Linked DNA regions of Mus musculus: region 2 is linked to region 1. A link is a loop called in an ENCODE intact Hi-C map of the cell type or tissue named here. Cell type or tissue: heart. All regions are shown on one strand.

Evidence for each region. Peaks named below come from ENCODE experiments on the same cell type or tissue, not always from the same donor. Only the 100,000 strongest peaks of a DNase experiment are listed, where the experiment ranks them.
Region 2: a loop joins it to region 1, with 2.2 times the contacts of the local background. A loop is called at or near these places in 6 of 42 quality-filtered maps.

The regions. Positions count from the first base shown.
Region 1 is chr17:12,807,582-12,815,581 of GRCm38, forward strand. All of the region lies in intron 1 of Airn (antisense Igf2r RNA), which reads left to right. Among named protein-coding and RNA genes, the nearest start is that of Igf2r, 42 kb to the left of the region's middle. In heart, a CTCF peak has its summit at 3,087 (motif pointing left); a DNase peak (open chromatin) is centred at 3,020; H3K27ac peaks cover 3,111 bases.
Region 2 is chr17:12,756,042-12,764,041 of GRCm38, forward strand. All of the region lies in intron 1 of Igf2r (insulin-like growth factor 2 receptor), which reads right to left. The region is part of intron 1 of Airn (antisense Igf2r RNA); the gene reads left to right. Among named protein-coding and RNA genes, the nearest start is that of Igf2r, 9.7 kb to the right of the region's middle. In heart, a CTCF peak has its summit at 4,036 (motif pointing right); DNase peaks (open chromatin) are centred at 1,290, 2,110, 2,910, 3,840 and 1 weaker place; H3K4me3 peaks cover 4,644 bases; H3K27ac peaks cover 3,786 bases.

The DNA of each region.
Region 1 (8,000 bases):
ATTTATTTATTATCATACATAAGTACACTGTAGCTCTCTTCAGACAGCACCAGAAGAGGGCATCAGATCTCATTACGGATGATTGTGAGCCATCATGTGGTTGCTGGGAATTGAACTCACGACCTTCGGAAGAGCAGTCAGTGCTCTTAGCTGCTGAGCCATCTCTCCAGCCCTGTGTTGTTTTTGTTTGTTTGTTTGTTGTTTTTTAGAATCTGTATGAGTATTTGTCTATATGTATGTTTGTGTGCCACACTGATGCTTGGTGTTCACAGAGAGCCTGAGGGCATTGGTCAGGCTCTGGAGTTACAAATAGTTGTGGGCTGCCATGTGGGAACCAACCTAAGTCCTATGCAAGAGCGGTCCAGTGCTCTTAAGTGCTGAACCGTCTCTCCAGCCCCAATATTTGTTGCTTGTTTCTTTGTTTTTGAGACGCCTCCCTACATACCTCCATACTCTCCTGGAACTCACTAAGTAGACTAAGCTGGCCTCAAACTCAGATATCTGCCTGTTCCTGCCTCTCAAGTGCTACAATTAAAGGTACTTTGTTTTGTTTTGAGACAAAGTATCACACCATAGCCCAGGCTGGCCTAAAAATTACTTTGTAGCCCAGGCTAGCTTCATAAGCTTTGCCAATCTTCCTGTCTCTGCCTCCCAAGTGTTACGTTTATAGGTATGAGCCCCCACACCCTCCTATGCTGGAGATGGGCAATTTGACTCACATTGGGCTTTCCCTTGCCTTCCTGGCTGCCTTAAAGATGCAGCATCCCCTAGGGCTATTTGAAACAGTTTGTGCTGGATTTTAGCTATCACAAACCTTGCTCAACTCTTATCACAAAGATCAGAAGGGAAGCCCTCCCCAACCCCCCCCTCCCCCCGCGGATGAGTTGAGGAATTACTGTAATTGGTGCCAAAGGGACAAAGCTGGAATTGACCCTTCATTTAGTACAAATGTGATGTGACTGGTACACACACACACACACACACACACCCCTCCAGCTACATAAGGCTCTTGGTAAGCTGTCTAGGATAAACCCTCAATGCACCACCAACACCCTCCCATTCCCAATAGTAGGGCCTACCTAAAGCCTTCTCGTGAGCATGTACTTTCTCTCTCTCTCTCTCTGTCTCTCTGTCTCCCTCCCTCCCTCTCTCTCTCTCTCTTTCTCTCTCTCTCTCTCTCTCTCTCTCTCTCTCTCTCTCTCTCTCTGTTCCTCTCTGTCTCTCTGTCTCTCTATTTCTCTCTCTCTCTCAAGTCAAGGCTAGCCTCAAATTCCTGATCGTCTTACCTCGACCTTCCAAGTGACTTGGGTAGTCTCTGCTTGTCTATGTTCGCAGTGTAGGCTAAGGAAACAGAGCAGAAACATGAATCCATGAGGTGCCACTGGCAACTGGCACTGGCTGCTACTGTAGAGGGAACGCAGCCACCATCATGAAGAAGCCTGGCCTGGGGAGGCCTGGGGGAGATGGTCACAGTCAGGATCATAGGCTCAGCAGCCCATGTGAAGTCCAGAGGCAGCAGGCAGGATTGTCCTCCCAAACATCTCATAGCATCCCACAATAGCAAGACTTAAAATTCATAGAGCAGAAATGCTCAGCACCTTCCCCGTGCTGGGATTCCAGGTTTGCCGCCACTGTTCCACCCTCTGACTCATGAGTCTAGCTACTAGGGGAATTCAGGTAAATAGAATCATATGATGTTTGTCCTTTTACAATCCCCTCATTCCATCCAGGATTGCTTCAGAGGTCATTGCTGGCCAAGCATGGATCAGGACTCTTGTCTCCTCAAAGGCTGACTCTGTATGTATATTAGAAGTTGCGGCTTGCATTCCCTGATACACATATGGACCATGTCTTGCTCATCTGTCCCTCTCTGACAGGCACCTGTTCTAGAAATGAGGATGCTAGCTCACAACGTGGACACATGAGGGTCTCTTTGAGTCTGTTGGTCTGTTAGGGAATGGGACTAGAAAAATGACTGGATCCCATGGTACCCTAGATTTAACTTTTGGGGGACCTTCCAGGATGCTTTTCACGGTGACTCTATTCGTTCCTATTGCTATTGCTAGCTGAGCCCTTGTTGTACCTGGACAAGCAAGGGTGACAGGGAGTTCATCTGGAATGTAAGGCCCTCGGCTCATTGCATTGATAACTGTTAGTGTTGAGACTTTTCCTAATTTAGGGTCCTCCTCTTTCCCTTTACGGTTGTTTTGTAATGAGCCCTGTGTGATGGTCCTCCACATCTCCCCTGTTGTTTATGCCTGTCTGCCAGGCCAAATATGGTTTTAGCCATTTAGAGCCGGCCTACTTTACAAAGCTCACAAACTATGCCAAACATCTCCTAACCCTATGTATATAAGACAAACGCTGTTCTGTAAAAGCTGTATAGTCTGGCTTCTCCAGAGAAATAAATCCAAAAGAATATATAAACATGTGTACATATTATAGACATACAGACATATGTGTGTACTAATATAGTGTATATACACTAATAAAGCACATAGTATGTGTATATAATAGATACAATCATATATACATGCATGCATATTAACTGCATGGCATAGTTATGGAGGCTGAGAATTCCCAAGATGTGCACTTGGCGCACAGGACGCTGGAGACCGGCAGAGCCCTGCAGCAGAAGGCCACTGTCCCAGCTCAAAGAGTCAGGCAGTCCCCAAGTTCTCTCTTTAAGTCTTTCTTATTGGGGCCTGCAGCAGACTGAATGGGGCCTGACTACTTCAGAGATAACATATTGCCCAGCTCAGCCTGCAGACTCGTGATTTCACCCAGCAATCTCCTCAAACGGTACAGATTAATTTTTAGCTAAATGCTTGAGCTGCCTAAGTCAGTCCAGTGGATTTGTCAAGTCAGTCTCCACAGGTTCCCACGTGCCCTGATCCTTTGAAATGCTCTAGTCTAGAGCCTTCCCACGACAAACTTAGTCTCCTATTCTCCTTCTGTGGAGGAGTTGGCTTGTCCTCTCCGGGTAGCCTTCCTGATTACAGTCTCTGGACGTCCTTTGTTAGGAGCAGATCTTTAGCCAGCCCTGCCACAGCACCGCCTTGAAACGTATGCAGCAATAGTGCCCCCTTGTGGTATAACCTCTCCCTGCATCAGCCACGAAAATTTTTTTAATTGGTTATTTACATTTCAAATGTTCTTCCTCTTCCCAGTTTCCCCTCCACAAGCCCCCATTCCATCCCCCTTTCCAACTCAACCACCCAATTCTGCCTCACCGCCCTAGCATCCCCCTACACTGGGTCACCAAACCTCCATAGGACCAAGGGCCTCCCCTCCCATTGATGCCTCTACTACATATGAAGCTGGAGTGTACTCTTTGGTTGGTGGTTTAGTCCCTGAGAGATCTTGGGGGGTGGGGGTGGGGGGCGGGGTCTGGTTTGTTGATATTGTTGTTCTTTCTATGAGGTTGCAATCTCCTTAAGCTCCTTAAAGTCACTTCCCCTAACTCATCCATTGCCCCCACAACCCATGCTCAGTCTTATGGCTGGCTTCGAGCATCCCCATCTGTATTGGTCAGGCACTGGCAAAGCCTCTCAGGGGACAGCTATACCAGGCTCCTGTCACCAAGCACTTCTTCAGCCACCAAATCTTGAACCACCACCCAGGATAGTCCAAAACCAGAAGACTGCTTTTCACCCTTCTTGTTCCAGCCATGTGCTTGGGAAAATGCCTCATATCACCTTGACTTCTGCACCAAGTCCATTCCCAAGCCCCTTGGATTTCTATCCATGTCCAGGGTATTGTGGGTCAACTATGGGTGAAAGGGGGAAGAGTGGAGGTAAAAACAATGTCTGCATTCTTCTGAATGCAAAATTCACTGCACTCCCATTGACAATAACCACATCTTTAAAAAGATTTGGGCTAGGGAGCTAGAAAGGCGACTCAGCAGTTAAGAGCTTGTACTGCTGTCAGAGGGCCACGCTCTGGTCTCGGCATTGAAGCAGGGCAGATCAGAACCACCTATAATTCCAGTTCCAGGTGATCTGACACCCATACCTCAAGCACCCATACACACACAAACACATACACGTGCCCACACATGCACAAACACATACACATGCCCACACATGCACAAACACATAGGATTTTTAAACTCGAAAATAAATATGTTCAAGTTGTGTTTTGTTTTGTTGGGCCTCAGGGCCCTGGCTTGTTGGTGTGCTTAGCACAAAGCATATAAGCCTGCTATAAAAATTAGACTCTTAGCCAATATTGCAGTATTCGTGTTTAGCACAGTGCATGGCATATAGAACATGCTTGATGAAGGTTTGAGCTAATTTAAATAGGTATGGTAAATAATATTAGACTGACTACATCATGTGGAGGATATATTTTTTTCTCCAGCAGGCCCCGTGATTGCAATTACGTGTTATGGAAAACCCTCGATTATATTTATTATTGTTTCCTTTTAAGCAAGACTATAATGCTCTGGTTTCAGCAATGCTTTCAAAGAGAGAGAGAGAGAGAGGCAAAATTGCTTCCCAACTAAATGATTAAGATCTCTAAATTTAAACAGTGACATTCCCCCTCCAGTCACTATTTGGTAAGAAGCCGAATTTGCCTGTTGCCAAAACACAATGTAAATTAATAAAAAGTTTAAAAAAATGTACTTTAAAAATATTTTAAACAATTCTTTTTGATTCCGGAAAAAGAAAAAATGCAACTGCCTTTGTAATCTTTCATTTGTCTTATTATTTTGTAATTAATATGTATATTTGGAAATGCTTTTCCTTCAGAAAAAGATGTTAGAGAGAGGGTTAATGCTCTTCATAAGATGACAGGCAGAACCTGTCAAAGGCTATTTACAGCTTGCACCAGAGAGCTGAAGAATAATTTATTGGCTTATTAAGTTCTGCCTATTCCCCAAAGCCAACAAAACTCCAAACCCTCAAATTCTGAAATGCCAGAGCCCTCTGATTAAATGTCTTGATAGCCGCCGTCTGTCTGAGGCTATCATCTGTGGAGTGTGTTTGCTTTTGCCAAATGCAATCTGCCCCCATACTCTGGGTGGTTGGGATTTACTTGTGGTTCAAAGATATCTAGCATCAAAGGGCCTCCTGGAAGGATGCACCCAAGCAAGCTAGGGCCAACCAGAGATGGACAAAGACTTCTGAGCTGTAGCTCATTCCCAGATGCTATGCACACCACCGGAGTTTGCAAGAAACCTCTCTCTACCCAAGACTTCTACAGAGCCTGGAGATTCATGGGCTCCCCCAAGGATCTGTGAACAGAATTGTATTGCTGTATAATTAGTCTCTGTAATTCCAGGAGTAGGGTTTTTTTTATGGATTTCTAAGGAGTCCACAACCTTCATTATATGAACAAAGGAGTCCTGACAATTTATGATATTCAGTATTTAGAATTCAACCCCAAATTATCAACCATACCAAAAGGAGGGGGGCTACAAACTGTAAATTTTATTTTTATTTGCCTGATGTAATTGTCATCTAGGAGGCTCAGTCTGCTAACCGAGGCCTAGCCCTGAAGCTTCTCCCCTCTATACAGTCTTATCTAACCTCGAATGTTTTTAGCCTGAGACTTACTGCTGAATTTGCTTACCCTTTCTAGTGCTTTTGAACTCTGGCTGGCTGGTCAACTCCACAGTTCTGGTTCAAAACTCCTCTTCATGCTGACTGGTTCAAACTGGCTTCTTTCAGCTTCTGACTGAATTGCTCTGCTTGGCCTCATACTACTTTTGGCAATCTGTTCTAATCTTCTGGCTCCTTCTCATTCTCTGGCTCATTCTGTATTCACTTATGTCTAGCTTAGTTTCTCTCTGCAGCCTGTCTCTGTACAGCTGTCCCAGTAACACTGTCTTCTCTCTCTGTGCTGCTCTCTCTTAAGTCATGTCACTTTCCTCTCTGTTCTCATGAGGATTGGGCAGATCCTATTGTGTCAAATCTTTCTCTGATTCATCACTTTGTTTGCTACTGAATTAGACATCACTTTCAAACATGGCTGCTTCCTTCTACAAACTAACTTCACCTTCATTGTTTGGGATTAAAGGTGTGTACTAATGGTGTGTCTGTATTCCAGCCAGAGTAGCCATGTTGCTGGATTAAAATCCCTCTGCAACAAGCAATACAAGTCCTTTGAACTTGACTCACTGCTAACAGTTAGGAAGCACTATTCATAAAATGAAACACCACCCGTAAGCAGAAGTCGGGTGGCTGTCCTGGCTCCTACAACCCCACCAGCCCAGGCTCAGCCTCCATCTCAAGTGCTGATTGATGAACAGTGGTAAAGCTCACAGAAAGGAACGGATTGATCAGTGCGGAATGGGGAGGGCACAAGTAGGAGCTCTCCTGACACCAGGTTCATCTGAGGGCTGGCCTGAGCTTTAATTAACCTGTTTATGGCTTTGTCCCTTTATCTTTTTCTTTTTCTCATAGAATCTTAGGAAACAAAAGTGCCACCATGCCTGGTTTTATGCACTGCTGGTGATAGGAAATAGGGCAGGTTGCCAGGTGACTGCTCTACCAATGGAACTGTTTCTCCGGCTCTCAGGTATCTTTGTGCCTTCAGCCTTGAAGGAGAATGAGGTAGATGGGGTATTACTGGCTTGTTTGTTTTTGTCAATAAAGGCAGCTGTGTGCCACCACTGCCCAGGGATTACTGTTTTTTAAATAGACCCACCTTACAAGGTGATTGACATGCCTATCTGCAGAGGGGAGCAGGTGGCTCAAAGTGAAGGAGACAGGTACAAATTCAGGCAGAGCAGACAGACTTTCACCCTGCTTGTAGTTATTCTGTGGGGCCAAAGTGAGGCTTTTGTTCTTATTGTTTTTAGCAAAAGTAATTTCTTAATGTGTGTTTTATCGTAATCTACTGTAAGCTTTAATTTTTCAAAACCTACTTTTAATGACAGTTCTCAAATGCTTTAACCTTTCTTCTAGCCCACCACCTACCAGAGGTAGTGGAAAAGAAAGGACATGGGGGAAGTGGACCTGTTTAGAAGTGGTTCTTTGAAGCAGCTCTCATCTGTGTTATCAGGAAATCGGCAGTTTGGTTTACAGGTCAGCAACAGCAGCTTGATCCACTTGCAAACACTTCACAGATACACCAGCAGTCCAGTTCGGGAGAGTCCGAAGAGCAAACATGAATCAGCAGTAGTGCCATCACCTAACAGGGACATCCAGGCCTCAGCCAGATCAGCACAAGTCAGCAGGAGGGACCAGAACCAACAGGGACACCAGGAGTTCTTTGCTGTGCCTCTCTCAGTGAAGCAAAGATCATCAAAGATGAGAGACCAAGAAGTATTGCAGAGCTAGCTCTACAAGCAAGCCCCTCTCAGTCCTATTTACACTCCCTCCAAAAATCACGTGCTCTCCACAGCTCTTGCCTCAGCATGTGAGTCTGTCTTAGCAAAACTCCACGAGTCTATATCAGCTGACATCACTCTGCCAGTTGACCCAAGTCCTCAGAAGCTGCAAGAAGCCGCAGCATACTACCAGAAGGTTTTTTTGGTGTATTTCGATTTCTGGAGTCCTGACAAATGGCGCTCAACTACACAATTTAAGGCAGACCAATACTTGTGTGTTGTTAATGAAGAATCCGTCACCATGTGTCCTTTCACGTGCTTGCTTTAGCAGAAAATCCTTTCACGCGTGTCTGCTTCAGTGAAACATTCCTTCACAAGTCTGCCTTAGCAAAACATCCTTTCACCTGTGTCCACTTCAGGGAAAAACTCCTTCATGTGTTTGTCCCAGCAAAACACCATCCAACACAACTGACTTTCCAAAGAACCCTTCAACCTAAAAAAAAAAGAAGAAGACTCGGAAACCACCTTAGAAATGCATCTCACAAAATACCTGCCAGGCCATTAGAAAACTACAGAAAGATTTTAAACACATGTCTGAAAATACCCTAAATATCCTAAAGACACACTTCTTTCCCCAGAAGTAATCTATATATGTAATATGATTCCAAATAAAATTTCAACAGGGTCTTAAAAAAATATAGCTCCTCTAAGGCCAAGCTGG
Region 2 (8,000 bases), 52 kb before region 1:
CAAGGACTACACGACACCAGACCACAAAGACAGACAGCTTCCTCCTGGTTGTCTCCTCTGGACAGGCCAGCAGCTGAGCCTCCCCGACCCTAAACTATCCAAATGTAACCACTAACAGCTGCCACCACAAACAGTGGCCAGGTAAACCTGCACTGCCTGGTTACTCAGGAGCCAGAACTCTAATAAGCAAGCAATACCCGCCCTCTAAGACACACAGCTACCAGGAATCTCCCAAAATGTGGCTTTGCTCAACTCAACTCCACCACTCAGACTGCAGACCTACTCCACGTGGGTTCCCTGTGTGTGTGTAAACTGGTGCATTTATCTAAGACTAAGGTTAGTTTCTCATCGTAAACAGTAATGATCTGGATGCTCTCTTGCTTTATTCTTAACTTAAGAAAGAAAGAGGGCTGCATTAAAGTTCAACGGCTGGGCATTTCCCTCAATGTGTGTCGGCCTAAGTTCATTTTTAGTACCAAAAATTAAAAAAAAAAAAAAAAAACCAAAGCTGTGTGCTGGAACCCAGTGCACAGAATCCTAGCTCCACAGAAGAGCTCTGGGAGTGCATGAGTGCCATGCCAGAAGCCCTGGGTTCAATACTGCCCAGCACAGTATAAACCAGGAGCAGTGACATGAAGCTAGAACCAGGTGGGGACAAAAGAGCCAAATGTTAAGGGTCGCCCTTGACCACTAAGTTCAATGCCAACCTGAGCAACAGGAGACTGTCCCAAAGAAGGAAAGGGAGAAGCCAGTGTGTGGCACAGGCTCTGCTGTGAGGATGCAGGAAGGCAATGCTAGCACAGGGACCCACTCAAAACTTCTTGCTAGCAAGGCCCCAATTCTTTGGGGACCCAATGTGCTTCCTTTATGGCCCTGGACACAGGGAGGGCTGGCATTTTAACTGCTGAACAGTCAGCTCAGCTTGTTGGTTTGTGATGTTAATAAGGTTATCAGAGGCTACACATGCTATTTCTTCACAAAAACCACGTAGGCAGACCAGGACTTGTACTTGCAATCCCAGGCTGGTAGCCTGTGGCAGAAGGACTACTTTGAGTTCAAGGCCAACCTGGACCACCATATGACATGTCTAAAGAGTCCTGCTCTGCAAGTACTGGGATCATACCAGGGGCTCAGCAAGAAACTCCACTGGGCAAAGAGAACCTCCCAAGGCCCAATCCTGTGCAGCACAGCTGCACCTCACTTAGAAACAGTGACACACCTGGGGCATGCCATCCACGGCTTCTGAACATAATCACTTAGTCCTCACCGTCTGTCAAGGAGCACACCAACCTCCCCATTTTGGAGACTTGAAACTAGAGCGTGGGTGTAACTTGGCAGGCAGTCCCAGATCACCAAGTGACCAAACACAGCAGGAAGAGCCTTGCCATGCCCTCTGCTCCCAGCACGGACCACTTCCCACTGCATTCTGGCTGCAGAACTGTCACCAACTTCAGTACCTGAACGATAAGAAGCCCTCTGCACAAAAGCAAAGAAATCAGAACTTTCGGGCATTTTTTATTTTGTCGTTTTTCAGTCTCCTTTAAGTTCAGGCTCATCCACTTGCCTCAGCTGCCAAATGATTATCGATATGAGCCATTGTGCTTCATTCCAATTTTGGAGCTGATTTCCAATAGCTCCAAAGTCAATATGGTCGCGTCTGGGATCCAGCCCCAGCTAACTCTTGACATCTCTCCTGTCCCGTCCCATCCCATCCCGTCCTGCCCCGCCCCGCCCCGCCCCACCCCATCCTGTCCAGTCCCTGTCCATACCCCCTCCACCACCCACCCCACTTCAACCACATTGACCCTTTGGTCTCAAACAGGCACACTTAGATCCTGCAAAGACTCTTCCCCATTACATACAGTAACACACATACCCCTCATTTCCTTCCAGGCCCCCTTTAGATTCGCACCTTACAGAAGAGCCTAGGCATGGTGAGCCCTTTTGGACCCACACCCTTGTTTATTCCCAAAAGCTCCTCAATCCTCTCTCTCATTATTAAGGGATGCCAAGCCTCATGACACCACTGGCTCACCACACTTCCTCTAAAAGACCAGATACAGGAACAGATGGTGGCTTTCACTTGGGAGTAGAGAGTAGCGCGTGTGAGCTGGCGAGGTGACAGGAGGGAGCCGGAGGAGCAGTGATGACTCAGTGGGCACTGCCCTTGTCACTTCTAAGAAGCCCTCTTCTGGGTCATTTCTGGTTTGGTGGCTGTTCTATTTGCAGGCCAGGCGGAGGAGTAGGGAGTTTTTCCACACTAAACATCTGCTTTAAAATGTGCAGCTGACAGCCAGGCCTGTTAGCATAGATTGGTAAAACCAATTGCAATGGAGGCTAAGTCAGGAAGATCACAAGCTCAAGAGTTGTCTTATGGTAACTCAGGGAGACCCTGTCTCAAAGTTTTCAATAAATACATACATATATACATACATACATACATACATACATACAGATTGGAGATACAGCTCAGAGTGCTTGCCACCTATATACCAAGGCCCTAACTTCAATCCCTGGTATTGCCCCAAAAGAGAAGGGAAGAGCTGGAATTAGAACAATCTTACATTTGGTCAAAGCTCAGTGGCCATGTGGCAGCACAAACCTAAAGACTCAACCTAAAAGACCACCTTTGAAACTTACCTTGCAGGCCACTCTTCACTGGTCACATCTGTTTTTAAAATGCTAGCCAGGCCTGTTAGCACATCGCTTGGTGTTTCCTACACTTAAGACACAGCTACAATCAGTAGTCACAAATGCCTGCAGGAATCAGTAAGGCCCCAGGGAACTTGCCCTCCAGCACTAACTGAGCAAGGGAAAACTGCTAAAGGTCAGTGGCTGATCTGATGTTTCACACCCGAGGGAACAGGACAACGGGATTTTCCTCCACTGTAATGACTGTGTGTGTAGCAGTGGGTCTGTCAGAGTCCAAAATAGGACATGACACAATCTTTGGCACCTCAAAATCTTGTCAGCAATAGCCGACTTCCAGTTTTAGAGCAAGGTGAAGTGACCAAACATTTTCCCACTAACCTCTTGGGGCTATATGTACAGCAGACATTCCCAACCTCTAGGGTGCTGCCTCCACTATACACAAACAACACAGGGCTTGGTGGCTCATGCCTTTAGTTCCAGCCCTTGGGAGACAGAGGCAGGCTACGCTGATCTCTAGACATATATGCATGCACACGCGAGCGCGCATACACACACATACATACATACACACACACACACACACACACACACACACACACCACTGCCTCTTTCTACTTCCAGGAAATAGAATAAAGCAAAAACGAACGGGACCCAGCCCAATAGGGGGCACCGGCACTGGCACCTGCCCACACCCCACACCTATTGTGCCCACAAGTTCTGGTGCTAGGAAAAAGTCTTGCAATCTGCTAGCTCAGTATCTCAGAACTGAGTGTGAGGTGGGACTAGTGACCCACAAACCCACAGCTTCAAATACTTTCAGAAAGTAGAACCCTTTCTTAAACCTCATGAGCAAGCACTCACTCACTGAGGCAGAAACTCTTGGGGCACTAAGGGGTGACAAAAAGACGGTGACTTCCAACAGTGGCTTCCAGTGGAGCATGGTGGTACTCCTGTACGCCCCACATTCCTAGCACTCAGGACACTAAGACAGGAGGATCACAAGTCTGGGGCCAGAGAGCCAGTCTCAAAAAGTAAGGCAGCTGTGTGGGGGAGGGACAAAGACCCAAAGGTGATCTGACACCAGCTTCGTCATCCAGCTGTCTCAGATAGGACTTACACGGCCTGCCAACAGGCAGCACACAACGCTCTGCCAACTATCAAGAGGAGCCAACAGCTGCCTCCTGGCAGGAACAGCAGCACGAGGTAGGTGACCCACAGGAGAATAAGGAAAGACCAGTCTCTGGCATGTCCCGCCCATTCCTCATCTCCCCCAAGACAATTTATAGCCAAGTTCCAACAAATGTTCCCAGCCCTGCCCTGAGCAGCTGCAAGGACGACAGATGTCCAAAATGAGCACAATCAAGAGCCGCCAGCTGAGGGCAACATGAACACAAGACAACAACCAACAGAAATGGGCCCAAGACAAAAAATAAAAGTTGGGCAAGCCAGGCATGGTACTGCTTGATTGTAATCCCAGCATCTGGGGGCTAAAGTAGAACAATTCTGAGTTCAAGCACAGCATTGGCTATGTAGTGAAACCATATCTCAAAAAAACAAATAGCTGAGCAGTCCTGGGGATGGTAGGGGTTGGGGGGAGAAGCAGGCAGATTTCTGTGAGTCTGAAGCCAGCCTGGTGATCAAAGTTCCAGGACAGCCAGGGAAACACAGAGAAACCCTTTTTTTCCTACAAAGAAAAACAAAACAAAACAAAACAAAACAAAACAACCACAAAGCTGTGGGTCTATATCAAGGGAAGTTGCAAAGCCCATAGGCACACCCCATCCAAACCCAGAGCCATGAACAAAAAGTAAACAAGACAAAACTCAAGTGGGACAGGAATAACTCAGGGCAGAGGCAGCTGGGCAGCACAATTAATAACTCTGACCCAAATAGAGACCATTTCTTCCAAACATACATGGCTCTTCCAACTGACTAGGTGGCAGGCCACAAGGGAAATTCCATTCACTGGCCACAGTGGAAAAGATAAATAAACCCCCTAAAAGTCGTTTCTTGCTTTATCAGCACATTTTGCCATAAAGAAATGACTGGAGCAGGCCATATTATGGCTCCCAGTTCTTGAAGGTCTGAGGTCAGGGTGACACAGGCGATTGTAGTTTTCAGTACATGTAGTGTCACTCGTCAAGGTATGGGAATATGCATGCGCCCAGGTGGTGTGTGTGGTCCCCCTCCTCCTATAAAGTCTCTGGGACTCGGTCACAGGCCCCACCCTAAAGTACCACGTAATCCAAATCCCCTCCCAAGAGGCCTTACCTCTCAACACCAATACGGGATTAAACATCTACCTGTTAATTCCTCATGACAGGGATTTAAATGTCAACAATGAAGCTTTGGGGACCCCAACCTACGTTTAAAGCACAGCTTCCGGAGGACTATACATCTCAGTAGGCCCAGGAAGGTTAAAACTAGAAAATGGAAACGGAGAGCTTAAAGACTGTCAGACTGCTGTGGCGCTCAGGGGAAGACATATGGCTTTAACTGGTTTTTACATTTTACTATTTCATGTGGATGTGTGCATGCCTGAGTGTCTATGTATGTGCAGGTACACCCAGGATCCTCTGGGCCTGGAATTATATATCCATGGGTTGACTTTGCCTGTTATGAATACTGGGCACCAAGCCCACATCCTCTGCACCAGGCACTCTTAAGTAGCTCTTTTTCCAGAATCCAAAGACATGCCTTGATATAATGTAAATTAATTTTAAAGATTTAAGCTTTCAATTAAACTAAACACAGGAAAATTAGAGGTCAGCAAGTGAGTATTAAATAAAATAGAAAAAAGGTGTCCACAATATATGAATCAGAATACTAGAGCTTCTGCATTGACAAGCCTTTGATAAAGATGCCCACAAGTTAATGTCAAGAAATTTTTAGAGGCTGAAAAGATGGCTCAGCAGTTAAGAACATTGTCTTACTGTGTCTTATTGTTTTATTGCTGTGAAGAAACACCATGACCATAGCAACTCTTAGAGGAAAACGTTTAATTGAGGCTGGCTTACTTACAGTTCAGAGGTTTAGTCCAGTATTGTCACAATGGGAAACACAGTAGCAGGCAGGCAAGCAGGCAGGCAGGCAGGCAGACGTGGTGCTGGAGAGGTAGCTCAGAGTCTGACATTTGATCAGAAAGCAACAAATAGAAAAGAGACACACTAGGCCTGGCTTGAGCTTCTAAGACCTCAAAGCCCAGGCCCAGTGACACAGTTCCTCAGTAACGCCAACCACACCCACTCCAACAAGGCCACACCTATGAGCCGACAGAACCATTTTCATTCACACCACCACGGGTCTAAAGGACCCCTGGTTCTATTGCCAGCACACATGGTGGCTCACAACTGCTTGTAACTCCAATCCCAGGGGATCCAACACCCTCTTCTGAGGCCTACAAAGACATGGTGCATAGACACAAATACAGGCAAGATACCTATACACATTAAAAATGTTAACATAAGGAAAACAAACAAAAAGAAAAAGAAAGCCAGGCGTGACTGCAAAAACTGCTGAAGATGGCAGATCTCAAGTTGGCCAGCCCAGGCTAGACAGCAGCCTCTATCTCTAATTAATGTAAGTTTTTTTTTAACGACTCATTTATTTATTATATGTAAGTACACTGTAGCTGTCTTCAGACACTCCAGAAGAGGGCATCAGATTTCGTTATAGATGGTTGTGAGCCACCATGTGGTTGCTGGGATTTGAACTCGGGACCTTTGGAAGGGCAGTCGGCGCTCTTAATCACTGAGCCATCTCTCCAGCCCTAATGTACGTTTTAAAGACATTTTGAGGATGGGAAGACGCCTTTGCCAGTCAAAGCACTTGAACGTAAGTTGGAGCTCCAGAGCTCATGTTTTTTGTTTTGTTTTGAAGATTAATTTATTATATGTAAGTACACTGTAGCTGTCTTCAGACACTCCAGAAGAGGGAGTCAGATCTCGTTATGGATGGTTGTGAGCCACCATGTAGTTGCTGGGATTTGAACTCCGGACCTTCGGAAGAGCAGTTGGGTGCTCTTACCCACTGAGCCATCTCACCAGCCCCTGGAGCCCATGTTAAAAAGGCACAGCACACACTTACAATCCCACAGATGGGAGAGCCTGGGAGTGAGGAGGTAGGAAGGTCCCTGGAAGCTCAAAGGTCAGCCAGCCTGAGTAAGGCATCAAGCGCTTGTGACTCCAGAGACTGAGACAGGGACCCCAAGGTAAAGCCTTGCAACTCTGCACAGGGTCTTCCCCCCTACTTACCCCTCCTCTCCCAAAGTACCAGATTACTAGAACATTACTGCTAAGTTCTACAAAAATGTATGGACCGGAAAACGTCTAGTTCATACAAAAATTGATCCCAATGCATTAAAAAAAAAAAAGGTTGGCTGATTCCACAAAACTGTCATATTCATGGTAACACAGTCAGAAAAAAAAAAAAAATTACAGCATGATACCACTTTAAATCTCAGCTGCCAGGGCTGGAGAAATGGCTCAGCAGTTAAGAGCACTGGCCACTCTTCTACAGGACCCCAGCTAAATTCCCAGCATGCACATGGTAGCTCACAACTGTCTGTAACTCTGCCCTCAGATATACATGCAGGCAAAACACAGAAGATAAAAATAAATTTAAAAACAACAACAACAACAAACAAACCACCTCAGCATCCAGGATGGTGAATACAATGACAGTTAGGGGGAAATGAACCTTCCCCGTCCCCTCACAGATCCTAGAGTTAAACAATAAGGAAATCTGTGTCCTTGGGGTGCCCAGTGATTCCCAAAGAGGAGAGATTTTGTCTGGTTGGAGTTTCATCCGAAATGTCTAGGGACATTTTCCTTTGTGTCACCAAGGTAAGGGCATATGGTGAAGAGCCCTGGACCTACTGGGTATGGGCCAGGAACATTGCCTAACACCCAACAATGCACAGGAAGGCTCCTCCAGGGATGGAATTCTGCCACAGCTATGATTTCTTAGGGTCTGTGGCTTGAATGAGGATAGCACCCAGAGGCTCCCATATTTAAACACTTGGTCCCCAGTTGATTGTGACATCTGGGGAGGCTTAGGGGATGTGGCCTTGGTAGAGGACATATGGCAGACTTTGCTTCAGGTAAAGCCGCCACTTGCTGCCACAATGACCCAGCCAAAACAGTCTCTTCGCCTACCACTATGGATGGTCTTGGCCATGGTGTTTCAGCAACAGAGAGGGAAGGGAGGCAGGGAAGGAAACATATCTAAGATCTTGACCCTCGACACCTGAGAAACTCCTGAGTTTCCATAAGTACATGATAAAAACAAACTGCCAAGGGGTCAAAAGTCAAATTATTATTTACAAAAAAAAAAAAAAAAAAAAAAAA